Regions from separate parts of the Homo sapiens genome. Here region 1 is linked to region 2. A link is an interaction called in ENCODE POLR2A ChIA-PET data of the cell type or tissue named here. Cell type or tissue: OCI-LY7. All regions are shown on one strand. Links, peaks and the distances in the headings refer to the core of each region. The heading gives the core; the rest is flanking DNA.

Region 1 (15,171 bases), core at 5,724-8,223, 210 kb after region 2:
GCTGGAGTGCAGTGGCGCGATCTCGGCTCACTGCAATCTCCGCCACCCGGGTTCACGCCATTCTCCTGCCTCAGCCTCCTCAGTAGCTGGGACTACAGGCACCTGTCACCACGCCCTGCTAATTTTTTTGTATTTTAGTAGAGATGGGGTTTCACCGTGTTAGCCAGGATGGCCTCGATCTCCTGACCTCATGATCCGCCCGCCTCAGCCTCCCAAAGTGCTGGGATTACAGGCGTGAGCCACCGCGCCTGGCCTATGAGGATTTTATTAGAAAGAGAATTGTTGCATATTGTTTTGAAAGAAAAGTCATTGGTACTTGCAAAGTTTTTAGAAGCTGGCAAGCTCTGATTGGTGAATGACAGTGGTAGATAAAACTGGTCTTAAGGTTTTAGCAGGTTATTTTGGCAGCTAGCTTGCAGTATAATTTCTGGGTTGGTGCTTTGTGCCCTGAGTGCTTTTCTTTTCCTCTTGTCTTGATTCTACTTGGGTATGACAAGATAGCTCCAATTCATATAATCAGTTTTTCACACATGTATTTGGTGACATGACCAAACTTATTTATATAAGTTTTATTAGGTGTTTTTGTTTTTTTATTTGTTTGTTTTTGTTTGTTTTGACAGAGTCTTGCTCTGTCACCCAGGGTAGAGTGCAGTGGCGGGATCTCGGCTCACTGCAGCCTCCACCTCCTGGATTCAGGTGATTCTCCTTCCTCAGCCTCCCGAGTAGCTGGGATTGCAGGCGCCTGCCACTGCGCCTAGCTAATTTTTCTATTTTTAGTAGAGACGGGGTTTCACCATCTTGGCCAGGCTGGTCTTGAACTTCTGACCTTGTGATCCACTCACCTTGGCCTTCCAAAGTGCTGGAATTACAGGCGTGAGCTACCGTGCCTGGCCGTTTTAATAGTTTTTTAAAAATTTCTTTGGGATTTTCTACATATAGGATTGTTTTGTGTGTGAATGATAACAGTTTTACTTATCTTCCAATCTTTTTTATTTGTTTATTCCTATTTGTTTTTTGTTTTTTTATTTGTTTATTCCTTATTGCACTGGCTAGAACCTCTAGTACAATGTTGAATAGAAGTGGTAGAAGCCAACATACTTGCCTTGTTCCTCCTCTTAGGGAGAAAAGCATTCAGTCTTGTTGTCAAATATGTCTTCTGCATCTATTGAGATGGTTGTGTAGTTTTTGTCCTTTATTCTTGTAATATATTGTAACACAATTATGAAGAAGTGTTTGGAGAGTAATACATTCGCTACTAGAACAGTTTAGGTTTGCTTTTGTTAAGGTGCGAGAAGTTTTACCCACCATTGCTTTTATAACATCAGTGCAAATGCCAACCCAGTGAATAAGGTAAATGATGTCTCAATATTCCTGTGAAAATAGTTTTGACTTTGCTGTCCTCCTGAAAGAGTCTCAGGGACCCCAAGAGGTTTGCCAACCATACCTTGAGAATCACTGTCCAGCTTGATTGTAGTGGGTTTCTTTTTTTTTTTTTTTAACTGAACCAGCTCAAGTTTTACAGAATTAAAACATGTATGTTTATAAAGGATATGGAACTGTAATTTTCTTAGACTGTTGCTATCTGGCTTTGAATCAAAATTACAGTAATGTTGTAAATTAACTTAAGCAGCTTTTTCTTTTATTCTATTTTCCAGCACTTTATAAGACAAAGACCACTTGTTTGAAAGTTTTTTAGTTTTCTTCAGTAAAGCTACCTGTGGTGATGAGGACATGGAGATGCATAATAGAGTTTTACACTTGGCAACATGTATTCATGTGGGAAAACTCAGTGATGAGTAACTCAAAGAGGTGCTGAGAATTCGGTGCTTGTACACCATTTCATTTATTTTTTATTTATTTTTTAACTTTTAGGTTTGGGGTACATATGCAGGTTTGTTATATAGGTAAATTGCATGTTATGGGGGTATTATATACCATTTTAACAAAGGATGATTAATTGTGAAGTAACTAGACAAAGGCTTGGGCTGCTAGGGGCAGTAAATTGTGTGAAGGTGACTAGGAAATGTTTGGTAAATAAGGGTTTAGTAACACTTGTCATGTAGATTCAAGTCACTGCTGTCTCTAGTGATAAGAATGATCTCCAGTGATTAAGAATCTTCCTGGTACATGAGATAGAACACCTTTACAAATGCAAATTTATATTACTTTTACAAAAGGGAAATTTATACCTTACTTTTAGGCAGAAAGGGGGAAGGCAGAGAGTTTGTTGCTTCTTAGTGTCTTTAGCCAAAGTGGCATACTTTAGGATAACATTTCCTGGTCCCCTTTAGAAGAATAATACAAGATTCAGTGTCAGTGTATGGAAGCCAATCAATCCCCAATTCTGTCCTGGAGAACACAGGGAAGGCTTCAGAGAGAAGGAAATTTGAGCTGAGAAGTGAAAAATTAACATGTATTAGGTATACATTTGGGATAAGGGTATTTAAGTTGAAACAGTAGCATATGCAAGAGAATAGAGACATAATGGTATGGCCTTGTTTACTACTGGATGTAAAGTGTGTGCATGGTAGATTCTTGGAGGCATGATGATGGGTGGGACAAATTAGCAGGGGGCTATACCATGAAGAGTCTTGATTGTCATGCTCATCACTAATTTGGATATTTATTTATTTATTTGGCCATAGCAGTTGGAGGATTTTGAACAGGAGATTTATGTGATCATCTGATAGTTTGGTCAGGGGCATCCAGACTAGAGTGACTCCATCTTGATTAAAGGCCAGATAAAGCCAAACCTCCTGGGTTACATTCCCAAGGGGTTGGACACTGTTGGTCACAAGATGTTTAGGGTTGAGGGAACAAGTTAATGATGCTAACTAACGAAAAGATGCTTATGAAACTTATGAAATGTTTCAGTACTTGAAGATCAAAAAGCATTCTTAGTTTAAGAATAGGTTTTGCTTTCATACAAAATTAGCTGGGCGTGGTGACGCGTGCCTGTAATCCCGGCTACTCAGGAAGGCTGAGGCAGGAGAATCGCTTGAACCCGGGAGGCAGAGGTTGCCGTGAGCCAAGATCATGCCGTTGCACTCCAGCCTGGGCAACAAGAGCAAAACTCTGTCTCAAAAAATAAATAAATAAATAAATAAAAAATAGGTTTTGCTTTAAAGATAATAATGCACTCATGAATTTTTGCTAAAATCCGTAGTAACATAGGGAAATAACACTACTGATAGCCTGTCACAGCTGATCACAAGCCTTTGTAATGAAGTACACTATCCTTAACAACCTATATAAGCAAGCAGTATGTTTAAGGTAGGGGTGTTCCTCCTCTTGAATTCTGAGGATGTCCTGCTCTGTAATAGAGAAGTCTCTAATAAACTTCGCTATACTCTGTGACACCCTGAATTATTTCCTGCATGAGATCCAAGAACCTGCTCTTGGGGTCTCAGACAAGACCTCTTTTCTAGCGACAGTCTTCTTTAAACATGCCACTATAGCTTGGATTTGAGCCATGATTGTACCAACTAAAATGCACAATAATTACTGCCATCATATTCTCCTACCTAGGTAATATCACTTCCTTTCTTGTACTCTTTACATACGTGTAAGCCACCCACATTTTAAATTTAATTTTTATTTTGTCAAAGAAATATGTGGACATAATTTCAAAAGTCTGTTAGTTCTTTAAAGCTAATAAAGGGATTTTGAAATTCCCTTACCCCATTCCTACCATCCTTGATTTTTATTTATTGAAACCAACTACTTTAAATTTTTTTATCTATTTCAGTGTCAAATTAATACAACTTAATATTATTTCTAATAAAGTCATTGTGCATTATGATTATGTCTGTTTTCTTTTGCAACTTTTTGTTTTCCTGAGGGTAATAATGGTCTCACTTTTGCATTGCTTTATATTCTATGTAGCAATCATTTATTCACCCCAAATTTTCTATCAGAGCTCCAAAATGTTTTTCAGTATATTACATTAGATGATTTAATCTCCTAATTTAATCTTCTCCCCCACCATACTCCATCCTTCCAGAAACATTTCTTCTAGAGCCTTCTCGTCTTCTCCTCCAACTCAGAGTGATTATTTTCTAGTCCCCTTGCATATTTATTTGCCATCATGGTATTTCCAGTATCTCTCTCTACTGTGGGTTCTGAATTCCTCAGATCTTCTGCCTTCCTCTTGGAAGCCTCCTGTCCTTCTGTGCCACGACTGCCTGTGCCAAAATATGTTGTGAGTTCTCTTCTTCACATATCTAAGTCTCTTCAGCTATGAGCCTCTGAAGGCCAAGGATTGAGTATACTTGCACCTTTTTGAGTATTTTAAGTGCCTGACATAGAACCTTGCAATTAGCTGTCATTAAAAAATGACTGTGGACCAGGTGTGGTGGCTCCTGCCACAAGCCTTTGTAATGCCCAGCATTTAGGGAGACTGAGGCAGGAGGGTCACTTGAGCCCAGCAGTTCATAACCAGCCTGGGCAACATAGTGAGATCTTGTCTCTATGAAATAATAAACAAAATTTAGCCAGGTGTGGTGGTGTGCACTTATTCCCAGCTGCTCAGGAGGCTGTGGTTGGAGGATCACTTAATCCTGGGAGGTCAAGTCTATAGTGGACTGAGATTGCACCACTGCAATCCAGCCTAGGTGACAGAGTGAAACCCTATCTCAAAAAGACTGTGTTTTCTGATCATGGCATGTGACAAATAATACAAATGAAATAAAAAATAAAAAATTGAGGGTAAAAGAAAAAACAGAATAATAAAAAGATAAAACAACAACCATAAAAATGACCATGATGATACTGGTCTATTGAAAGTGGGGGGCCTGGTCCTTATGTAGCGTCTCTACCCATGGCTGCCTCGTAGAAACTAACTGTGTTCTAATCTTTTCTGCTATGGAAATTTGGGCACAGGCCAGACAGCTGGGCAATTTATTGAGGAAGGAGGTAGAAAAGAAGGATTGTTACTAATACAGGATGGGTTTAATCTGTATTAGTAGCAGATTAAACTGTGTATTAAGTAACAGATTAAAGTATGTATTAGTAACACTTAAACTATGTATGTATTGGGCCAAAATACATAGTAATTACAGGACATTTTGCATTTCCTGTCAACCACTAGCTCTCAAAGCTACTGGTCTAGAAATGTAACCTGTGAGTGGGCTTATAATTTGGAGCTTCCAGAGAAATCCAGAGGCCATGGGAACTAGTAAAGACAAACCAAATATACCACAACTTCCCAGACACTATGTTATCAGGGCAGTCTATACTAGTTCCAAGGCCCATGTTTGTGGATGGCCTCAGTAGTGGAAGTGTACTCCATTCAGAGAAAAAAATCTATAGTCTCACTGGCTGCTTTCCTTTGATTACCAAGAGATGTACTGCTTTAAGAATACATTACAAAACCATTATCTCCCTTTCCTTAATTCTCCAGTCTCTCCCATTCATTAATTCTCCAAATAATAAACATGTATCAGGCACTGTCCTGGACACTGGAAATATAGGCATGCCTAGAATACCCAGAATCTGAGGCAGTGCCCAGTCTAGGGTTTTTAAATTTTTCTCCTATCTCTTTTACCAGGTTGATTCCATTAGAACTGTGTGAATGTCAACTGCAAATAATCAAAGACAGAATTATCTTGTTTTCTTGGTGGTGGGGAGATTTACTAAGGTGTGGTGGAAAATCCTATCCTCATCTTGAGACTGGGGATGGAGACAAGTTGCCTGTCATGAAGGGAACTTGCTACTACGTCACATAAATTATTCCAGGGCAGAAGATTGTACTGGCTTATATTTGGCCAATTTCCTCCCTCTCTTTATGTCTTTTCTTTAAAACCCTTGATTCCTTCCAAGTGTTCTTAGTCTATTAAATTCATGATATCTTGGGCTTGGCATTCCAGGTTTAGACCTGTATTTGTTTCTTTTCCCTGTAAGTTGTAACTGTTGCAGGAACATGTAGCAGAGATGTTTAGATTTGGCTGGTATAATCTGCCTGGGACTGAATTATGCTTCCTTTGCATTGCTGGTGGTCTTTTCTGCTATAAGATATAGTGAAAGGATTCAGGATTGTTCAGTGTAGAGATAATCTGTACCTCTTTATTTTTTGTCTGGCTCAAGATAGCGCTCTCTTTATTGTGTCCTGATATAGGGTTGATAGTCACAATAGTAGTCAAGGTGGTCACGACTAAAGACTTTGGTGGGAGCATACTGTTTCCTTAGTCTCTGTCATAGCAGACCTGCTCCCCAATATTTGTGCCTACGTCAGAGTTTTGCACCAGTCCCTAGGGTACTTATTGCTGTCCTCTCGTCCATGAAGTTAGGCCACATAAAATGCCCTTGATTTTCTGGATACTTGACTTTTAGATCATTTGAGGATGAAGCACCACACTAAGAAAGTCCGAGGGCAAAGAAAATTCAAGTTAGATTAGGCCTTCAAATAATGTTATTATTTTATCTTGACTTAGGGAAAGCTATGTAGCATTTCTTAGCCTTCAGTTCCTTGTCCAAATAAAGGGATAATAATAGTCGCTGCTTCATAGGGTGTGAGATACTACATGTAATGCTTTAAACCAGGGTTGTTAGTTTTACAAGCCAATCTTTTGGCTTCCCTCTGCCACATAGGAAGAATTGTCTTGGGCCACACACAGAATACACTAATGATAGCTGATGAGCTTTAAAAAAAAAAAAAAAAAAAAAAAAACCCAAACACCTCATAATGTTTTAAGAAAATTTCCAAATTTGTATTGAGCCACATTCAAAGCTGTCCTGGACTGCATGTGGCCTGTGGGCTGCCAGTTGGACAAGTTAGCTTTAAACCAAGCCCAGTGAGCTCTTAGTAATTGTTAGATATTATCATTGTTGTTTTAAATGCATAGCTGATTTCAGCAGAACATGAGGAAAACCCTGAGGGACCCAAATCAGAGAGAGAAAACAACACCTAATCAATAAGAGTAGAAGTGCTAGCCAGAGCAGTAGGCAAGAGAAAGAAATAAAGGGTACCCAAATAGAAAGAGAGGAAGTCAAACTACCCTTGTTTGCAGATGACATGATTCTATATGTAGAACACCTGATAGTCTCAGCCCAAAAGCTTCTTTTATTTTTTTGAGACGGAGTCTCGCTCTGTCGCCCAAGCTGGAGTGTAGAGGGCCCATCTCGGCCCACTGCAAGCTCCACCTCCCAGGTTCATGCTATTCTTCTGCCTCAGCCTCCCGAGTAGCTGGGACTACAGTTGCCCGCCACCACACCCGGCTAATTTTTTGTATTTTTAGTAGAGACAGGGTTTCATCATGTTAGCCAGGATGGTCTTGATTTGCTGACCTCGTGATCCACCTGCCCTGGCTTCCCAAAGTGCTGGGATTACAGGCATGAGCCACTGCGCCTGGCCCCAAAAGCTTCTTAAGCTGATAAACAACTTCAGCAAAGTTTCAGGATACAAAATCAATCACTAGCAGAAAGCACTAGCATTCCTATCCGCCAACAGCAGCCAGGGAGAGAGCCAAATCAGGAAGGCAGTCCCATTTACAATTGCCACAAAAAGAATAAAATACCTAGGAATACAGCTAACCAGAGACGTGAAAGATCTCTACAATGAGAATTGCAAAACACTGCTCAAAGAAATCGGAGAGGACACAAACAAATGGAAAAACATACCATGCTCATGGATAGGAAGAATCAATATCATTAAAATGATCATATTGCCTGAAGCAATTTATAGATTGAATGCTATTTCTATCAAACTACCAAGAGTATTCTTCACAGAACTAGAAAAATTATTTAAAAAATTATATGGAACCGGGCCGGGTGCGGTGGCTCACGCCTGTAATCCCAGCACTTTGGGAGGCCAAGGCGGGTGGATCATGAGGTCAGGAGTTCAAGACCAGCCTGGCTAATATGGTGAAACCCCATCTCTAGTAAAAATACAAAAAATTAGCTGCATGTGGTGGTGTGTGTCTGTAGTCTCAGCTACCTGGGAGGCTGAGGCAGGAGAATTGCTTGAACCTGGGAGGTGAAGATTGGAGTGGACTGAGATCATGCCACTCCATTCCAGCCTGGGCGACAGAGTGAGACTCCATCTCAAAAAAAAAAAAAAAAAAAAAAAAAAAGTCATATGGAACAAGAAAAGAGCCCAAATCGCCAAGGCAATCCTAAGCAAAGAGAACAAAGCTGACTTCAAACTATACTACAGGGCTACAGTAATTAAAACAGCATGGTGCTGGTACAAAAACAGGGACATAAACCAATAGAACAGAACAGAGAGCCTATTTTAAAAATCAGGGGTTTTAAAATCGTAGGCCACACACCTATGATAACCTGATCTTTGACAAAGCTGACAAAAACAAGCAATGGGGAAAAGACTCCCTATTCAGTAAGTGGTTCTGGGATAACTGGCTAGCCATAAGCAGAAGACTGAAGCTACATAGTACCCCTCCTTTACATCATATACAAAAATCAACTCAAGATGCGTTAAAGACTTAAACGTAAAACTATGAAAACCCTGGAAGACAACCTAAGCAGTACCATCCTGGACACAGGAATGGGCAGATTTCATGACAAAGACACCAAAAGCGATTGCAACAAAAGCAAAAATGGACAAGTTTAATTAAACTTAAGAGGTTCTGCACAACAAAAGAAACTATCAACAGAGTAAACAGACAACCTACAGAATAGGAAAAAATATTTGCAATCTGCATCTGACAAAGGTCTAATATTCAGCATCTATAAGGAACTTAAACAAATTTACAGGAGAAAAACAACCCCATTAAAAAGTGGGCAAAGGACGTGAACAGATACTTTTCAAAAGAAGGCATACATGCGACCAACAAGCATAAGAAAAAAAGCTCAATATCACCGAGCATTAGAGAACTGCAAATCAAAACCACAATGAGATCTATCATTTCACACCAGTCAGAATGGCTGTTGTTAAAAGTAAAAAAATAACAGATGCTGGCAAGGTTGTGGAGGAAAGGGAACACTTACACACTGTTGGTGGGAGTGTAATTTAGTTCAACCATTGTGGAAAGCAGTATGGTGATTCCTCAAAGAGCTAAAAGCAGAAGTACCATTTGACCCAGCAATTTCATTACTAGGTATATACCCAGAGGAATATAAATCATTCTGCCATAAAGACACATGCACACGAATGTTCATTATAGCACTATTCACATTAGCAAAGACATGGAATCAACCTAAATGCCCATTAATGATAGATGGGATAAAGAAAATGTGGTACATATATACCATGGAATGTTATGCAGCCATAAAGAACAAGATCATGTCTTTTGCGAGAACATGGATGGAGCTGGAGGCTACGATCCTAAGTAAACTAACCCAGGAACAGGAAACCAAATACCGCATGTTCTTACTTATAAGTGGGAGCTGAATGAAGATAACTCATGAACACAAAGAAGGGAAAACAACAGACATTGAGGTCTACTTGGGGGTGGAGAGAGAGAGGAGGGAGAGGAGCAGGAAAAGTAACTATTGGGTGCTAGGCTTAATATCTGGGTGATGAAACAACCTATACAACAAACCCCTGTGTCAGGAGTTTACCTATGTACCTGAATATGTACCCCTGAACCTAAAAAATAATAATAATAACAGTGGGAGCCAGCTTTGAAGCTTCCAAAAATGGGGTCAGGGAGGAGATGTGCTAGTCTCAATAACCTTGAGGGGAAAAAAGATGAGGTCTTGGCTTGTTTAGTGTAAGCAATTAGAATGGACACCCCCTACATACAATTAGGACCCTCAAAAGACTTCACCCTCAGTGCAGGAATGGACTAGGAAAACCACTGGCATGTACAGATAAAAAGAACTTTCTTAATCTCATCTGGATTTTAAATAGGGCTTTTAATAAAGGAAAGACGTCTCCCTTGAAAATTTCTACCTGTAAGCCTTCACTTAACTGAAATTGGGGGTTGGAGTTTATACTCTTTGTGTGGTCTAGAAGCTGGTTCTGGGCTGGTAATAACTCTGGCTCATCTGTCAGAAACAAACTTAACACTTCTATTAAGTGACATACCCTCAAATCAGGTATCATAGGATTCTCATAAATGCAGCTTCACTGAAGGTAAGTTTGTAGTACAAAATTACAAACCAACCAACCAATCTCCCCTAAGTGAAAATCAATAGATAAAAGAAACAGTTTGGAACTTCAGAAAGTAGCATTAGAGGGTGGGCACAGTGGCTCACAACTTTCATCTTAATACTTTGGATGGCTGAGGCGAGTGGACTGCTTGAGCCCAGGAGTTCGAAACCAGCCTGGGCAACATGGTCAAACCCTGTCTCTACAAAAAAATACGAATGTTAGCTGAGTGTGGTGGCTCATGCCTGTAATCCCAGCACTTTAGGAGGCTGAGGTGGGAGGATCGCTTGAGCCCGGGAGTTCAAGACCAGCCTGAACAACATAGTGAAGTCTCATCTCTACTAAATTTTTTTTTTTTTAATTAGCTGGGCATGGTGGTGCATGCTTGTTTTCTCAGCTACTTGGGAGGCTGAGGTGAGGATTGCTTGTGTCAGGGAGGTCAAGGCTGCAGTGAACTGTGATTGTGCCATTGCACCCTAGCCTGGATGACAGAGTGAGAACCTGTCTCAAAAAGAAAAACAAAGTAACATTAGAGATTAAGACTGTAAGATTAGTATATTTAAAATTATTAAGAATATAAAAGAAGGAGGCTGGACATGATGGCTTATGCCTGTAATCCCAGCAGTTTGGGAGGACAAGACGGGCGGATCACTTGAGCCCAGGAGTTCAAGACCATCCCAGACAATATGGTAAAACCCTGTCTCTACAAAAAATACAAAACTTAGTCAGGCATGGTAGCATGGGCCTGTGGCCCCAGCTACCCTGGAGGCTGAGGTGGGAGGATCACCTGAGCCCAGGAAATAGAGGCAACAGTGAGTGGAGATTGAGCCACTGCACTCCAACCTGGGTGACAGAGTGATCCCCTGTCTCAAAACAAACAAAAAAGAATATAAAAGAAGGAAACAGAAACAAGAGAAAAAAAGACCAAATATATTTGGACAAAAAGCTAATTAGAATTCGAGGAATAAAATATATGTATTGTGTTGTTGAAATTGAAAATGCAACAGTCGTGTTAAATAATAGAGCTGTGGACAAAGTAAAATTTTTATCAAGAGTGCAAGACAGAAATGGGAAGATATAAACTATGAATGAAAGCTAAGAAATACAGAAGATATGATCAGATGGTCCAACAGAATATGGAGAAATGGGAAGAGGCAGTATTCATAGAGATAATGACTGAGACCTTCCAGAACTGATTAGAAACAAACAAGGAACATCTTGAAGCATGGTGAGTCCCCACTATAATAAATAAAAATAAATCCCCATCTAGATACATTGCAGTACTGCAGAGCCATGAAAACAAAGAGAATATCTTAAAGAACCCTCAAGAATTCACTAAAGTAAAAGAGCTCAGCAAGAAAGTTCACTCAAGAAAATTGAAAATATATGTTCATGCAAAAACTTGTAAACAAATGTTCACAGCAGCAGCATCTATGATAACCAAAAAGTAGTAACAACCCAAATACCTTGTCATTTTATGAAAGGATTAACAATTGTGGCATGGAGAATTTATGCATGCCACAACATGCATGAAAACATGCTGAGTAAAAGAAGCCAAAGACTACATAATGTATGATTCAGTTTCTGTGAAATGTCCAGAATACGTAGAGTCCACAGAGACAGTGAATCCATAGAGACAGTACGTTGGTGGTTGGTTGTGGGGAGAATGGGATGGAGAATGACTGCTAATGGGTACAAGGTTTCTTTTTGGCAATGAAAATATTCTGGAATTAGATAGTGGCAGTGCTTGCACAGCCTTGTGAATATACTAAAAATGAATGAGTTGTACATTTTAAAAGGGTGAATTTTATATTGTTGGAAATATATCTAAAAAAATAAGTTAATGGTTAAAATAAAGCAACCAGACAGAAAAAGAAAAATTAAGTACAAAGGAACAGCACTTATGCTAAGAGTAAGCTTTTCAACAGCAATAACAGGAGCCATAAGACTACAGAATAATATTTTTAAAGTATTGAGAAAAAAGTTACTCTGAACAAGACACTAGAATTATCCATACTTGCTAAATTAGCAGTGGAAGTGAGTGACCAAAAAAAGCCATTTTCAGACCATCAAAAACCAAGAGAACAAAATCTATAGAGAAGATTTATTACTATCAGATCCTCTCTGAAATAATTACTACAGGATATATTTCAGAAACAAAGAAGAAATACATGAGATCCCAAGAGGGAATGTTAAGCAGTGAAATTAGAAAATACATGAGTAAATCTAAGCAAGCAATTATTGTATAAAATAATAATTACTAATTTGGCAATGTAAAAGTAAGATAGACCTGAAATAATAGATTGTAATAATAGGTAAGTTGAAAGGGAGTGGGAGGATTGGAGTTAAAAGCGATCTAGGATCTTTTAATTTTGTTCAGAAAGAGAGTTGAGGTGCTGGTTAACTTTAGACATTGTTGAGACAAGAACACCTATTAAACCTTGAATAATAACAACTACTTTAGGACAGAAAAAAACAAAACAATATGTAATTTCTAAACCAATAGAGCAGAGGTTAAAAAAAAAAACTTGATTAATTCAAGGAGAGTTGCCATCAGACTTGGAGGAAAACTTTACCTTAGAGCAAAGACTTTTCTCCTAGTTCCTCTGATGCCTGCTGCCCTTGCGGGGAATTCTGACTACCTGCTTCTGTGGAAATACATTCATTTGTTCAATAAACACTTGTCGAAAACCTCCTATGCCCTGTGTACTATTTCTAGGTGATTGGGATACCTCTTAGAGCTCACTCTAGAAAAGAAGAAACAGACAGTAAACATAGTTTATGTAGTATGTTAGAAGATGACAAATGCTATTGGGAAAAAAGGTAGACCAAAGGGGATTCAGGAAAACAGAAAATTGGGAAGGTGACATTAGAATAAAGCCTTGAAGGAGTGAGGGATTTTGCCATTGTGTAGTTGAAGGAAGGACATTGCAAGTAAAGGGAACAGTTAACGCTGGTCCTAGTAGCTAGAAGTGCCTGTGCAAAATTAGCAGCCTGTGGAAGGTTTTGAGCAGAGGAATGAAATAATCAGATGTGTGCTTTAAAAGAATCACTGTGGCTTGCTCATATTAAGAACAGATTAGGGTAGAAGACAAGAGTAAACCAGAGAGACTAGTTAGGAGGGTATTGAAATCCAGGTAAGCAATAAATAATATATCAATAATAATATAATGGATACGTAATAATATCTCCCTTTATTGGGGAGGGAATATGTATTTTTTTCCCACTCTCACTTCCCCATCTTAACCAGGACATCTTGGTTGTTACTCTGAAATATTATAGCATCTGGAAGTGCTTGACTGTAACCAGCTCCACATTCTTCTTTATATTGTTTACACTTACTGAAACAGAAGTGATCTTTTCCTCATTCTAAATTCTAAAAGGTGCCTGCCAAGTACTATCCAGTCACGGAGTGCTCAAGTTCCTAGGAGCAGCTAGACCTCTGAGATTTGGAGACTGGAGAGACCTAAGGGATCTGCAACCAGACATCTTATTCCATACCCTTTGTTGCTTCACAGTGGGAAGCAGGCTTCCTAAGTAAATTTACAGCAGCTCTTGCAGGGGTCAGATTTTCCGAGTGCCTGCTAGTTGCTGGAGGGAGGGGTTTTTGAAGGCTAGAAACGATCTACTACTCTCCAAATGTGGTTACAATTCAACATTGTCACAGAGAATGCACGATATGCCTTAGCCCTTGTTCTTGCTGTTGACTGAGATGACCATGGCGAGGTATGTAAGAAATTGAAATGCCAAGTCTCACTCCAAGTAGCCAAGTGACTGGGATGATTTAACACCAGTCTTTGCATGAGGTAGCTCCGGGGGCTTCCAGGCTACCACCCGTCCGCTGAGAGTTAGTGTACCCAACTCTGCAGATATCCAGTACTTCATCTTACTGGAATGAAAGAATTAAGACTTGCCCTTTATCTTCTTAGGATCCTGGGGAAATGGCCAGAGCCTGTTGAAATGGAAAAATTAGCCAGTTCCTTGTTGTGGATCTCAGCTGAGTCATGGTATCTGTAGCAGAGTGTCTGACCTTTTTTTCCCCTGGCAGCTGTTAAAGATTTGCCAAGTGAGATTATGTGTACCTTTATAAAAAGGCATGTGGCCTGGAAATACGATCTTTAGTGTTTTGGCTTTTATTTTAAATTTTAAATAAGGTTAAGGCAAATGAAGCTGGAATTAATTATCCGTCCCTGAAGTTTCAAGACATTTTCACTTTCAGACACAAGGATTTAGATATAACAGTTTGATTTACCTTTCATAGGCCAGGTATACATGTATCTTCTTTATTTTAATCCTTGTAACAAATCATACTCATCCATTCATTTAACAAATACTTATTGAGAGCCTACTGTGTGCCAGGCAGCGTTCTAGGTATTGAGGAGTGCAGCAGTACACAAAGCATACAAAAGCCCCTGCCCTCATACAGTTTAATTTCTGATGAGAAGAGAGACAACAAAATGAATGTGCAAAATATATACCATCATATATATATTGGGGATTAGTTCCAGGACCCACACGGATACCAAAATCTGCAGATGCCCAAGTCTCTTATATAAAAGAGCATACATAATATTCGCATATAACCTATACACATCTTCCTGTATACTTTAAATCATCTCTAGATTATTTATAATATCTAATACAAAGCAAATCCCTGCAAATAGCTGTTATACTATATTTTTAAAATTTATATTATTTTAAAAGTTTTAAAAAATATTTTCCACCCATAGTTGGTTGAATCCATGGATGTGGAACCCACATGCTGACTGTAGTGTGTTAGATGATGATAAGTGCTAGGAGAAAAATATATCAAGAAAGGGGGATAGAGAGTTTGGGAGGGTTTGCAATTTTAAATAGAATGATCGGGGAAAATTCACCCAGAAGATTGTACTTGAGCAAAGACCTGAAGGAAGAGGGGAGCAAGCCTTGAGGCAACCTGGGAGAAACATAGGCAAAGGAAATCCCAATTGTAAAGGCCCTGAGATGGGTGGCTCGCTTGGCATTTTCTAAGAAAGGCGAGGAGGCCGGTGTGGCTGGAGAGTGAGCAGGAGGGAGAGAGGTCATGGAGAATCCAGACCATATAATGCCTTGTAGGCCATCATCAGAACTGGCTTTTTCTCTCA
Region 2 (15,171 bases), core at 6,862-9,361:
ACCTCCAATAGCGTAGACCATCCCTCCCAGAACTGTTACTCCCAGCCCACTTCGAGCCTGATGAAGTGAAGACACAGTGGTCCAGTACTGGCTAAAGGTGTCAAAACGTTCTACACAGCTGAGGGCTCTGCTATCACTCCAGCGACCCCCCTGCAACCGAGTATATCCACCTAAACAAAAGAAGAAAAGGTAGTAATGAAAATCTACTGTTCTACATCTAAACATTTAGTATAACTACTATATAACAAGAAATAAATGGTTTAGAAATTACTTTCTCTATATACATATAATGTAATATTCTTAAATTTGCCAATTCCTGAAAGATTGTGGCTTAAATACAGTAAGAAGGTTAGCCTCAGTGTTTTACCACTTGGTCTTGGTTATAAATAGAATATTATATGAAATATAAATCTAGGCACTGCTTATCTGTTAAATTAGGAAAGTTTCATTATAACTTTCATTAATGTCTTTTTCAATTAAAAATAGTGAGTTGAAAGCTGTGTGTGTGTGTGTGTGTGTGTGTGTGTGTGTGTGTGTGTGTGTGTTTGAGGCAGGGTTTCACTCTGTCACCCAGGCTGGAGTGCAGTGATGTGATCACAGCTTACTGCAGCCTCGATCTTCCCTCATCAACCTCCTGATGAAATCCTTGTTTTGACTACACATCCAATCGGCAAAAAAATTTTAAGAAGCACCCAAAAGCATTATACTTAAATATTAATACATATATGTAATTATATATATGTAAATTATAAATTATCTCATACATAAGGTACTTACATAAAAACAGTATTATGTATACAGATCTGGACTATATGTATCAATATGCTATATATTATATGTATTTTAAATGCTGATAAAGTTTAATGCTTTTTTTTTCTTTTTTTGAGACAGGGTCTTGCTCTGTTGCCCAGGCTGGAGTGCAGTGGTACAATCTCTGCTCACTGCAACCTCTGCCTCCTGGGCTCAAGTGATCCTCCCACTTCAGCTTCCCAAGTAGCTGGGACTACAGGCACACACCACCACACCAAGCTAATTTCTGTATTTTTGCATAAAGACAAGGTTTCATCATGTTGCCTAGACTGGTCTTGAACTTCTGGGCTCACACCATCCTCCCACCTCAGCCTTCCAAAGTGCTGGGATTACAGGCCATGAGCCACCACATCCAGATGTAAGTTTAATGCTTTTTAAAATAAAAATGAAAAGAAGTTGTAATATGTGGCAGGGCACAGTGGCTCACGGCTGTAATCCCAGCACTTTGGGAGGCCAAGGCAGGCGGATCACAAGGTCAGGAGTTCGAGACCAGCCTGGCCAATATGGTGAAACCCTGTCTCTACTTAAAATATATATATATATATAGGTATACAAAAATTAGCTGGGCATGGTGGCGCATGCCTGTAGTCCCAGCTACTCAGGAGGCTGAGGCAGTAGAATCGCTTGAACCCAGGAGGCAGAGATTGCAGTGATCCGAGATCACGCCACTGCACTCCAGCCTGGGAGACAGAGTAAGACTACCTCAAAAAAAAAAAAAAAAAGAAGAAGTTGTAATATGTTCCTCTGATATTCCTATGGATCATCTTTTATAACCACACTTTGGAGATCATTGGTTCCTATCACTCCTAATGACTAGGATACTGTGAATAGTTTAAAAACTTGAGATTTATTTTCTTTATTTTTCACAATAATTCAAATTTTTTACTTTTAAAGCAGCACTTCTTTAGTCACTTATTTGATAACTGGATAATCTACGAACTCAAAGGTTTAGATCACAGAATAACAGATATCAAATGAATAGCTATTTCTTTTTAGACATATTTGTCATAATATATAAATGCAGTTTATAAATCTGTAGTCTGTATGTGAAATTAAATATGCCTCTTCAACACACCCACATATTCTGACATGTATAGTAATAACAACAAAATATTAAAAAGGTTTGATCTGGAACACAAATATAATTTCTATTACTTTTTTAAGGGCTCTCTCACCTACTGCATACAGGTACTTTCTTGCTTTCTTCCGAGGTCGAACCTTAGATGTCTGCAGAAAACTACAAAACTTGTTCTCTTTGGGAGATTTGCATACTTCACAGTACTCTTTCAGAAGTGTTTGCAATGCAACACGAAGATTAAAATCGGATACTCCTAAAACAATATTTAAAAAGACAATGTTTTAAACAATTTTTAAATAATATTGAAAAAACACATTTCTATAAAGATAAGATACATTTAACCATCAAGAAATAAAAAATCATCATCAAACAATGGTGTTTGTTTCCTACAATACCAAATATTGGTACTGACTATTTTAAGGGAAGTATTTTCTTCACTAATGAAGAATAAAAAAGGTTGTTGTTAAAATATATGCTTCATATATAAGCAGAATAGCAACTAAAAAATATATATGCTTCACAGTATCCCCCCATGCATAAGAATTTCCAGGCCAGACGTGGTAGCTCACGCATGTAATCCCAGTACTTTGGGGGGCCAAGTCAGGTGGATTGCTTGAGCCCAGGAGTTAGAGACCAGCCTGGCCAATGTGGTGAATGAAACCTTGCTGCTACAAAAAATACAAAAATTAGCTGGGTGTGGTGGCACATGCCTATAGTTCCAGCTACTCAGGAGGTTCATGTGGGAGTACCACTTGAGCTCAGGAAGCAGAGTTTGCAGTGAAGCAGGATTGCACCACTGCACTCCAGCCTGGATGACAGGGTGAGATTCTGTCTCAAAAATAAAAAAAAAAAAAGAAGAATTTCCAAATAAAGATTGCAAACTGAAACAAGATCACAATTATCTAACAAAATTTAAAAATTAAAATAGCCACAAATTCTATACTTACAACGTAACAAAAAAGATATAAAATTATGTCATTAACATTTAAGAATGATAGACAAAGCAAGAAAAATAAATTCTGGTGGCATGAGTACCATATCCTAAAAGGATTATGCATATGATGAGGTAGGTTGTCCTTGCTCAAGCATGCTTAGCTGAGGAGGTAAACGGCATGAGAGTCAACCTGTGTTCATTTGCCAAGTTGTAAGACCTGTTCTCCCTGAAAGGGCACTATTTCCTAATTTGCACAAAGGCATTATAATGCTAGCAAGAGATTGTCTCCTATCCTTCCATCTCTAATCTTTTCTCTGTATCCCAGACAAGAAGCAATATTGAAGAAAAATGGTCAACTAACAAAATCTTGAGAATTCTCACTAATAATAATTTGCAGACAGAATCAAGAATGAAAAGCAGAACTGAGAAAAGTTGAGGAACAAAATCATTAAAAGGGAAAGTCTTTACAAGACCATCAGTTAAGGTAGAAAGGATCACCTGGATTTGCTCTCTAACAGAACACTGTGCTAGCCAAAGTCCACACTAGTGGGATACATCTCTGGCTAGGTTAAGTAGACCCAGATATAAGATAAATAACAAGAACTCAATAGAGAGATATCAAAGTCAAGTTCCTAAGTAAGGATCTCAGCCCTAGTGGATCTCTAGTCTTCAACCACCCTCATGCCTCAGGCTAGAAAGAAGTGGCAAGGGCCAGCACAGTGCCTCATGCCTGTAATCCCAGCACTTTGGGAGGCTGAGGTGGGAGGACTGTTTGAGGCCAGGAGTTCAAGACCAGCCTGGGCAACACAGTGAAACCCTGTCTCTACAAAAAATTTTAAAATGAGCTGGGCGTGGTGGTATGAACTTTTAGTTCCAGCTACTCTGGAGGCTGAGGAGGGAGGATCACTTGAGCCCAGGAAGTCAAGGCTTCAGTGACTATGACTGCCCTACTGCATGACAGTGTGAGTGACAGAGTGAGACTCTGTCTCAAAACAAAACAGAACAAAGGTGGCAAGAACACAACACATAGCCTTCAAATTTTAGACTAGAGAAAACAAAGTAGTTGTACTAGGTAGAAAGAGTGCCAAGGAGAATTAGTTCTTGTATTAACAGAACAGAGTTTGAACAGAGTTGACATGAACAACAGTTCAGTATGAGCAAGATATCAAGAAAGAGCATATGCCTTATTAAAGTACATCCCAGGGCCAGGTGTGGTGGCTCACGCTTCTAATCCCAGCACTTTGGGAGGCCGAGGGGGGTGAATCATGAGGTCAGGAGTTAAGAGACCAGCCTGGCCAACATAATGAAACCCTATCTCTACTAAAAAATACAAAAATTAGCCAGGCATGGTGGCACATGCCTGTAATCTCAGCTACTCAGGAGGCTGAGGCAGCAGAATTGCTTGAACCCGGGAGGCAAAGGTTGCGGTGAGCCAATATCACGGCCACTGCACTCCAGCCTGGGTGACAGAGCAACACTCCGTCTCGGGGGAAAAAGAAAAAAAGTACATCCCAGGAAAAAGAAGATAAGAGAGTGAAGAATTCAGTCAGAAGAAAACATCAGCTACAAATAGACAGACTCCTCGTAAGTGCTTCACATGATACAATTGTTTAAGAATGTCGCTCCTGGCCAGGCACGGTGTCTCATGCCTGTAATCCTAGCACTTTGGGAAGCTATGGCGGGTGGATCACCTGAGGTCAAGAGTTCAAGACCAGTCTGGCCAACATGGTGAAACCTCATCTCTACTAAAAATTACAAAAATTAGCTGGGCGTTGTGGTGGGCACATGTAATCCCACCCACTTGGGAGGCTGAGGCAGGGAGAACCGCTTGAACCCGGGACGGGGAGGTTGCAGTGAGCCGAGATCATGCCACTGCACTCCAGCTTGGGCAAAAGAGCGAGACTCCACCTCAAAAAAAAAAAAAAAAAAACACAAAAAACAATGTAGGTCCTGCAAAACAAGAGCTCAAATACAGATGAGATGCATTGCTAAGAAAACAAAGTAAGAAATGAAATGACAGTATTGTAGAGTTAATAAATTAGAAACAATAGATATGACTGAAAATCAAATTACTGATGTGGAGGAAAAGCTTGAGAAAATAATTGTGAATAGAGAGAAAAAATACTGTAACATTAGAAGATGATAAATATGAATGACAAAGAAGTTCCAATAAAAGGAAGAAGACTACCAAATGAAACATTTAAAGTATTTTTATTTATTTATTTATTTATTTAGAGACAGAGTCTAGCTCTGTCGCCCAGGCTGGAGTGCAGTGGTGCGATCTCAGCTCCCTGAAAGCTCCACCTCCTGGGTTCACACCATTCTCCTGCCTCAGCCTTCCGAGTAGCTAGGACTACAGGCACCCACCCCCACGCCTGGCTAATTTTTGTATTTATAGTAGAGACAGGGTTTCACTGTGTTAGCCAGAATGGTCTCAATCTCCTGACCTCGTGATCTGCCTGCCTCAGCCTCCCAAAGTGCTGGGATTACAGGTGTGAGCCACCGTGCCCGGCCTTGAAACATTTAAAGTATTTAGAAATTTCACATAAGAAAATTTCCCCAAAATGAAGGAAAAACTAAAATTTCAAAGAGAAAAGATATATGGCAGTCTAATGAAAAAATGATCAACTTCAAAACAAATCAAGAATAATGAAAGAGAATTCCTTAGATATTCAATCAGAAAAATCAAGTCATGGCCAGGTGCAGCGGCTCACGCCTGTAATCCCAGCACTTTGGGAGGCCGAGGTGGGCAGATCACAAGGTCAGGAGTTCGAGAACAGCCTGGCCAATATGGTGAAACCCCATCTCTACTAAAAATACAAAAATTAGCCGGGCATAGTGGTGCACGCCTGTAGTCCCCAGCTACTCAGAAGGCTGAGGCAGAAGAATTGCTTGAACCCAGCAGGCAGAAGTTGCAGTGAGCTGAGATCACACCACTGACTCCAGCCTGGGTGACAAAGTAAGACTTCATCTCAAAAAAACATAAATAAATAAATAAATAAATAAATAAGCAAGTCATTAAAAAAAAAAACCCCAAAATCCAAACTATGCCTTACAAAATTTGAGGAGAGGAGACATAGGAGAATCATTATAATTAAAGAATATTGGCCAGGCATGGTGGCTCACGCCTGAGCACTTTGGGAGGCCGAGGCAGACGGATCACCTGAGGTCAGGAGTTCAAAACCAGCCTGGCCAATATGGCGAAACCCCGTCTCTACTAAAAATACAAAAATTAGTCGGGTGTGGCGGTGGGCATCTGTAATCCCAGCTACTCGGGAGGCTGAGGCAGGAGAATCGATTGAACCTGGGAGGCGGAGGTTGTAGTGAGCCGAGATCACGCCATTGCATTCCAGCCTGGGAGACAGAGTAAGACTCCGTCTCAAAAAAAAAAAACAGTATTATGCCCACCCAAATTGGTGTGAAATTTAAAAAGCAACACATAGAAATTCTCAAATATGAAGGAATTCAGGAAACACAGTAATCATGAGGCTTTCTTTAAAAAAGCACTTGATGATGAAATCCAGCCAACCAAAACAATGCATATTAAAAAAAATCATCAATGAAAAGACCATGGTCAAAAAGCTGGTAGAGAACATCAAATCCATTTAAATTCAAAACTAAAAGGACAGAGCTAGGGGAATCATGACTACAAATATATATATAAATAAGGGCTATACACCTTGACACAAAAAAAGGAGTGGAAAGAAAAATAAAAATGCTAATTACCTAATTTTTCTTAGCAAAAAGTTGATACTGTTTAAAATTGAAATACAATTTGAAACTATGATTCTTTTAATGATTTTCATCTTTTGTCCTTAATTCTACATGAACCTTTTAGAATAAATATTTCTTGGGACAAGGGAACATAAATCTGAAATTAGTTATTACTTCAGTTTCTTCTTTTGTTAACTTATAGCAAGATTTAGGTAAATTTTTTGTATTATAAATAATATGTATAAAATTATTTTTATTTTTATTCTTTTCTTCCTTATTTTTTTTTCTTTGAGACAAGAGTCTTGCTCTGTTGCTCAGGCTGGAGTGCACTGGCACAGTCATAGCACACTGCAGCCTCAAACTCCTGAGCTCAAGTGATCCTCCCCCATCGGCCTCCCACCAAGTAGCTGGGACTACTAGTAGGCACCACCATGCCAGGGTAATTTTAAATTATTTACTTATTTATTTATTTAGATACAGAATCTCACTCTATCGCCCAGGCTGGAGCGCAGTGGTGAGATCTCGGCTCACTGCAACCTCTGCCTCCTGGGTTCAAGCAATTCTCCTGCCTCAGCTTCCTGAGTGGCTGGGAATACAGACATGCACCACCACACCTGGCTATTTTTTTTTCTTTGAGACAGAGTCCTGCTCTGTTGCCAGGTGGGAGTGCAGTGGCACAAACTCAGCTCATACCAACCTCCACCTCCCAGGTTCAAGCAATTCTCCTGCCTCAGCCTCCCAAGTAGCTGGGACTACAGGTGTGTGCCACCACACCCAGCTAATTTTTATATTTTTAGTAGAGACAGGATTTCACCATGTTGGCCAGGCTGGTCTAGAACTCCTGACCTCAGGTGATCTGCCTGCCTTGGCCTCCCAAAGTGCTGGGATTACAGGCGTGAGCCACTGTGCCCAGCCTAATTTTATTTGCTTTTATTTTGAGATGGAGTCTTGCTTTGTAACCCAGGCTCCAGTGCAGTGGTGCGATCTCAGCTCACTGTAACCTCAACCTCCTGGGTTCAAGTGATTCTCCTGCCTCAGCCTCCAGAGTAGCAGGGACTACAGGCACATGCCACCACGCCCAGCTAATTTTTGTATTTTTAGTAGAGACAGAGTTTCACCATATTGGCCAGGCTGGTCTCGAACTCCTGACCTCAAGGGATCCACCTGCCTCTGCCTCCCAAAGTGCTGGGATTAAAGGCATGAGACACCACACCCAGCAACTAATTTTAAATGTTGTTTTTGTAGAAACAAGGTCTTGCTTTATTTTTTATCTTATTTTATTTTTTATTGATTTAATTTTGCTTTTTTTTTTTTTTTTTTTTTTTTGAGACAGGGTCTCATTCTCTAACCCAGGCTGGAGTGAAGTGGCATGATCACAGCTCACTGCAGCCTCGACCTCCTTGGCTCAATTGATCCTCCTAGCTGGGACTATATGCAAGCACCACCAGACCTGGCTATTTTTTTTTTTTTTTTTTTTTTTTTGTGAGATAGAGTCTTGCTCTGTCGCCAGGCTGGAGTGCAGTGGTGCGATCTTGGCTCACTGCCACCTCCGCCTCCTCGGTTCAAGCAATTCTCCTGCCTCAGCCTCTCGAGTAGCTGGGACTACAGATGCGTGACACCACACCAGGCCACGCCTGGCTAATTTTTAAAAAAAATTTTTTTGTAGGCCAGGCGCGGTGTCTCACGCCTGTAATCCCAGCACTTTGGGAGGCCAAGGAGGGTGGATCATGAGGTCAGGAGATCAAGACCATCCTGGCTAACATGGTGAAACCCTGTCTCTACTAAAAATACAAAAAATTATCCGGGCGTGGTGGCACAGGCCTGCAGTCCCAGCTACTGGGGAGGCTGAGGCAGGAGAATCACTTGAACCCAGGAGGCGGAGGTTGCAGTGAGCCGAAATCACACCACTGCGTTCTAGCTTCAGTGACAGAGCGAGACTCCATCTCAAAAAAAAAAAAAAAAATTTTTTTTTGTAGAGACAGGGTCTCACTATGTTCAGCCCAGGCTAGTCTCAAACTCCTGGTCTCAAGTGATCATCCCGCCTTGGCCTCCCAAAGTGTTGGAATTACAGTTGTGACCACCACGCCGAGCCTATTGTTGTTTTTATATTTCTGTATTACCTAAACTTTTTATAATAAGCATATTCCATTTAAAGATAAGTAAAATCATTCTCTAAAATATAAGAAACAGACATATAATCAAATATCTAATAATATTAAATTGCCTAAATTATTTCAGTTGTAAGTACAATAATATATATACTATGGAAAAAAATCTACGCATTTCATGTAATATAACTTAACCATTTAAGATTTTGCTCCCTCTGAATTTTATAGTCTCATTTTTCTACACAAGTTGCTTATATTTTCTCCAATATGATCAAAGAGGAAAAGTTTCAAAGTTGAAAAATATTATGGTTGCCTTAAAAAAAAATCAATTTACTTCTCCCTTGATCGTTGCAGTATTTTCCTTCACTGAAATACCACTAGATGATAACTACTGGGCATGCTTAAAAAACACTTCGGGACTTGAATTAGACACTCTCACTGTGTCTAATTTTAAATTATAAATTATAATTTTAAAAGGCTGTAGGAGGCGGGCGCGGTGGCTCATGACTGTAATCCCAGCACTTTGGGAGGCCAAGGAGGGTGGATCAAGAGGTCAGGAGATCGAGACCATCCTGGCTAACATGGTGAAACCCCGTCTCTGCTAAAAATACAAAAAAAAAATTAGCCGGGCGTGGTGGCGGGCGCCCGTAGTCCCAGCTACACGGAAGGCTGAGGCAGGAGAACGGCATGAACCCGGGAGGCGGAGGTTGCAGTGAGCCGAGATCGCGCCACTGCACTCCAGCCTGGGCGACAGAGCGAGACTCCATCTCAAAAAAAAAAAAAAAAAAGAAAAAGCTGTAGGAAAACATGTCCCATTTCTAGGGGACACTGCCTTGCTCCTAGCAGAAGAAATTTCTGTTAGTACTCTGTGTCTGCTACACTTGGAAAAACCAACTCAGTCATGAAAGCTTTTGTCCCACTCCTAAATTCTCACCTGATTCATGCCAATGTGTGTCTGGATAATTTCTCTCCCTTGTTTAAACATTTAAATAGTGTATTCCTATACACAATTAAATAAGGAATAAGATGTATTCCTTATTTGTGAATATACCTACTTGCTAAAATGTATTTGTAACCCCAAAATTAATATAGTAGTCCCCTTATCTGCAGTTTTACTTTCCATGATTTCAATTACCCATTAATATTTCCAAAATATTAAGTGGAAATTCCAGAAATAAACAATTCTTTTTTTTTTTTTTTTTTTTTGAGACAGGGTCTGGCTCTGCCACCCAGGCTAGAGTACGGTGGTACAATCTTGGCTCACTGCAGCCTCAGCTTCCTGGGTTCAAGTGACCTTCCCACCTCAGCCCCATGAATAGCTGGGTCTACAAGCACATGCCACCATCCCCAGCCAATTTTTCTATTTTTTGTAGACACAGGTTTCACCATGTTGCCCAGGCTGGTCTTGAACTCCTAGGCTCAAGTGATCTGCCCACCTCATCCTCCCAAAGTGCGGGGATTACAGGCATGAGCCACCGTGCCTGGCCCAGAAATACACAGTTCTTAAGTTTTACATTAGTTTTGATTAACAGCCTAACACTGTAACACAATGCCTAGGTCATTCACCTCATTTCATCTTATCACATAGGTACTTTATCATCTCATATCATCACCAGAAGGGTAAGGACAGTATAATAAGATATTTTAAGATAAAGTACATCCACATAACTTTTATTACAAATATGAACATAATTGTTCTACTTTATTATTAGCTATTATTAATCTCTTACTGTCTCTAATTTATAAATTAAACTTTATCATAGGTATGTATTTATAGGAAAAAACATAATGTACATTAGGTTCATTATCACCTACAGTTTCAGGCATCCACTGGGGGGTTCTTAGAATGTATCCCCCATGGATAAAGGGGGACTACTGCACTTGTTCTTTTGCAGTCATTCACAGACATGCACAGAGTGGCAAAAAATTTAAATCACCCTACATGTACTTTCTGGGTGAGGTCAAAGTTTCACTCTGTCTTCTCATTTCAGCTCTTATGCTATAAACAAGTATCCTTTTCCACAGTCTATTTAGTGTCATTTTTTTTTTTGCATTTTTGTGCTTTTTGTTGGTAATTTTGCTGTTTAAAATGGCCCCTAACCATAATGTTCAGTTGTTACCTAGTGTCCCTAAGTGCAAGAAAGCTATGAAGTGCCTTACAGAGAAAATACCTATGTTAGATAGAGTTTCATTCAGGGATGAGTTATAGACTGGTGGCCATGAGTTCATTGTTAATGAATCAATAATATATATTAAATAAGGTGGTTTTAGACAAAAACCTATATAGGCCGGGCGTAGTGGCTCACACCTACAATCCCAGCACTTTGGGAGGCCGAAGCGGGTGGATCACGAGGTCAGGAGATCGAGACCATCCTGGCTAACACGGTGAAACCCTGTCTCTACTAAAAATACAAAAAATTAGCCGGGCATGGTGGCGGGCGCCTGTAGTCCCAGCTACTTGGGAGGCTGAGGCAGGAGAATGGTGTGAACCCAGGAGGCGGAGCTTGCAGTGAGCCGAGATTGTGCCACTGCACTCCAGCCTGGGTGACAGAGCAAGACTCCATCTCAAAAAAAAAAAAAAAAAAAAAAAAAACAAGAAAAAAATCTATATAAAACAAGGCTCTATTGACTATGTGACAAAAATGTTGTGACTATAGGCTTGCAGGAACCTAAACCTGTATTTCCCCTAGGAGCAATTGTTCAGTATTTGCTAATTCCGTGTTTGCAGCAGACTTATACAACATAGCTACTGCAAATAACAATCAACTATATCTGTAGTAAAACAAGATATCACTCAGAAAAACCTACAAAATTATGTTAACATTGCTAAGAGTGGAGAAAAACTAATAACTCATTATTTTAAATTATGTATTTACAGAATTACACCGTTAATGCTTAGTAGTGTATTTAACTTGTAATAAAATCATTTGTAATTCAATAGCAACCTAATCTTTCAGTGCATGACAAGAGTAAAAACTTCAAATCTCAAAACCAGGTCTAAAGTAGGCTGGAGAGCAATGGCACAATCCTGGCTCAATGTAGCCTTGACCTCCTGGACTCAGGTGATCCTCCCACCTCAGCCTCCCAGGTAGCAGTGACTATAAGTGCATGCCACCGTGCTGGGCTAATTTTTTGCCTTTTTTTTTTTTTTTTTTTTTTTTTTGTAGAGACAGGGTTTCACCATGTTGCCCAGGCTGGTCTTGAATTCTTGTGCTAAAGCGATCTGCCTGCCTTGGCCTGCTAAAGTGCCAGAATTATAGGCGTGAACCATTGCACCTGGCCTAAAGTAATTCTTAGAAATAAATTTAAACATCATTTTTCTAATATAAACATAAAAACTATTTTATACTATGGTAAAACATATTTTCAGAATTAAGTTTAGAATCTAAAGATGATTCAAAGGCTACTCAGAGGCCATAATTGTATATCAATACCAAATTTATTTTATAATGAAAGGATTTACAGGATTCATTGAATTTTTTTATTTTTAGTGTATGCATTTTCTCCAAGTGTTAGGTTTTGCTTAATTTTTCAGAGTAGCAAGAGGAAATCTTTTTTTTTTTTTTTTTAATTGATCATTCTTGGGTGTTTCTCGTAGAGGGGGATTTGGCAGGGTCATAGGACAATAGTGGAGGGAAGGTCAGCAGATAAACAAGTGAACAAAGGTCTCTGGTTTTCTAGGCAGAGGACCCTGCGGCCTTCCGCAGTGTTTGTGTCCCTGGGTACTTGAGATTAGGGAGTGGTGATGACTCTTAACGAGCATGCTGCCTTCAAGCATCTGTTTAACAAAGCACATCTTGCACCGCCCTTAATCCATTTAACCCTGAGTGGACACAGCCCATTTTTCAGAGAGCACAGGGTTGGGGGTAAGGTCATAGATCAACAGGATCCCAAGGCAGAAGAATTTTTCTTAGCACAGAACAAAATGAAAAGTCTCCCATGTCTACCTCTTTCTACACAGACACAGCAACCATCCGATTTCTCAATCTTTTCCCCACCTTTCCCCCTTTTCTATTCCACAAAACCGCCATTGTCATCATGGCCCGTTCTCAATGAGCTGTTGGGTACACCTCCCAGACAGGGTGGTGGCTGGGCAGAGGGGCTCCTCACTTCCCAGTAGGGGCGGCCGGGCAGAGGCGCCCCTCACCTCCCGGACGGGGCGGCTGGCCGGGCGGGGGGCTGAACCCCCCATCTCCCTCCCGAACGGGGCGGCTGGCCGGGCGGGGGGCTGACCCCCCCACCTCCCTCCCAGACAGGGCGGCTGGCCGGGCGGGGGGCTGACCCCCCCTAGGAAATCTTAACTGAAATAATTGGTTCTGTCAACAGCAGTGGTATGTTAGTAGCTCTGTCAGTAATTTTTATCTATAACACTAATCTGCCTTAGTAATCAATCTCAAGAAAGATTTTGATAAAAATAGTGGGTAGAAATATTAAAATACTACTGCCCACCCACAGAACACAAAAGTTGTATCTTAATCATTCAATACATTTTAAAAAAAGAAAAAAAAAGAGTAATCATTCAATAAATGTCTGTTACTGAACCAAAAAATGAAAACACTCTCCCACATTTCAGAGAACACATCACTGGATAATTAATCAACTAATTCGATATATAGCAAAAAAGTTACCTTCTATATACTTTAAAAGTCTCTGAGGAGGTAATAAAGGGAATCGAATTGGGTCTAGCACTTCCACCACATGTTTTCTTCTTTTTCCCAAATCTTTCAGAATCCATTGCATTGCAGCTAAGAAGACCTGGTATTCATCCTCAATGCTAAGCTCTTCACTTCGCAAAATTTTGATCAGCTGATCTTTCGTAAGTGCCAGGAACTCTTCTCCACTATGAACCTCCAAGAAATGGACATGAATGTAGTTTTCTGAGAATTCCAAGAGATCATGGCAGGCAATTTGCTCAGAGAACTGAAAAATTCCAATGCAGTTCAGTGGATCAATTTGTCCTTTCAGAAATTCACAGCAAAGATGAACAACTTCAGTCAACTGTAGCATGTCTGCTGCAATAATCAACTCCTGGACATTATTCACACCTATGTTCACTATACCTAGAGAAGTAGGAAGACAAAATGGCCAATAAAATAAAAACAAACATTGGCTTACCATATTCAAAAAGTATTATACTTGATTTCACTGATAGTTTGATGCCTGCAGAGTAGACAGACACTAAAAAAGGCAATCAAGGATTTGAGTAAAGAGCACAAAATTTAAACGATAACGATACCTAACACATTTATGAAAAACTTACAATGAACCAGGTGCAGTATTAATTGCTTTATATGCTAATTTAACCCTTATTATAATCCCATGTGGTAGATATTATTATTTTTCTTATTTTCTTTTTTTTTTTTTTTTTTTTTTTGAGACGGAGTCCCGCTCTTTAGCCCAGGCCGGATTGCAGTGGCACAATCTTGGCTCACTGCAAGCTCCGCCTCCCAGGTTCACGCCATTCTCCTGCCTCAGCCTCCCGAGTAGCTGGGACTACAGGCGCCCGCCACTGCGCCCGGCTAATTTTTTGTATTTTTAGTAGAGACGGGGTTTCACCGTGTTAGCCAAGATGGTCTCGATCTCCTGACCTTGTGATCCGCCCGCCTCGGCCTCCCAAAGTGCTGGGATTACAGGCGTGAGCCACCGCGCCCAGCCTTATTTTCATATTAAAGAAACAGAATCAAAGTTTAAGTCACTTGTCCACAAGTTGCATGGTAAAGCAAGTTGCAAGGTAGGGGTTGACATCAAAGTCCATGCTTTTGCCATAAAAAAGAAGGAAATCATGTGCTTTACAGCAACACAGATGGAGCTGGAGGCCATGATTCTAAGCAAATTAACACAAGTACAGAAAACCAAATATCATATGTTCTCACTCATAAATGGGAGCTAAACATTGCATACACGTGGACACCAAGAAGACATGGATACACATTCGGGCCTACTTGAGAGTGGAGGGTAGGAGGAGGGTAAAGATTGAAAAACTACCTATCAGGTATTATACTGATTAACTGGGGGACAAAATTATCTACATACCAAGCCCCCAAGACACACAATTTACCCATGGAACAAACCCGCATATGTACCTCTTGAACCTAAAAGTTGGAAAGAAAAAAAACAAACAACAACAGCAACAACAACAAATAAAGTCTATGCTTTTAACATAAGGTTATATGCATGTAACAGACATTTACTGAGGCACTGGGGAGAGTAAGACAAGGTCTCTATCTTCAATTATGATAAAACGCCACATAATGTTCATTTTTTGTTTGTGCTTGTTTTGAGACAGTGTCTCATTCTGTTGTCCAGGCTGGAGTGCAGTGGCGCAATCTTGGCCCACTGCAACCTCTGCCTCCCACGCTCAGGTGAGCCTCCCACCTCAACCTCCCGAGTAGCTGGTACTACAGACACTCACCACCATGATCGGCTAATTTTCTGTGGTTTTTTTTTTAGAGACAGGGTTTTGCCGCATTGCCCAGGCTGATCTCAAACTCCTGGGCTCAAGCAATCCACCCACCTCAGCCTCCCAA

Evidence for each region. ChIA-PET counts read pairs that join two places held together with the same protein. Peaks named below come from ENCODE experiments on the same cell type or tissue, not always from the same donor. Only the 100,000 strongest peaks of a DNase experiment are listed, where the experiment ranks them.
Region 1: POLR2A ChIA-PET joins it to region 2 with 13 read pairs; 3 of 35 experiments call an interaction of 5 or more read pairs at or near these places.

What each region holds. Positions count from the first base shown.
Region 1 is chr1:45,940,665-45,955,835 of GRCh38, forward strand. All of the region lies in intron 4 of MAST2 (microtubule associated serine/threonine kinase 2), which reads left to right. Among named protein-coding and RNA genes, the nearest start is that of MAST2, 140 kb to the left of the region's middle. RefSeq lists enhancers at 323-824, 825-1,324. In OCI-LY7, for the core only: no CTCF peak of the experiment used is centred there; a DNase peak (open chromatin) is centred at 7,067; H3K4me3 peaks cover 413 bases; H3K27ac peaks cover 1,777 bases.
Region 2 is chr1:45,727,629-45,742,799 of GRCh38, forward strand. IPP (intracisternal A particle-promoted polypeptide) reads right to left here. Exons shown (of 9, transcript NM_005897.3): 3 at 13,273-13,704; 4 at 1,986-2,141; 5 at 3-170. Among named protein-coding and RNA genes, the nearest start is that of IPP, 15 kb to the right of the region's middle. In OCI-LY7, for the core only: no CTCF peak of the experiment used is centred there; a DNase peak (open chromatin) is centred at 8,153.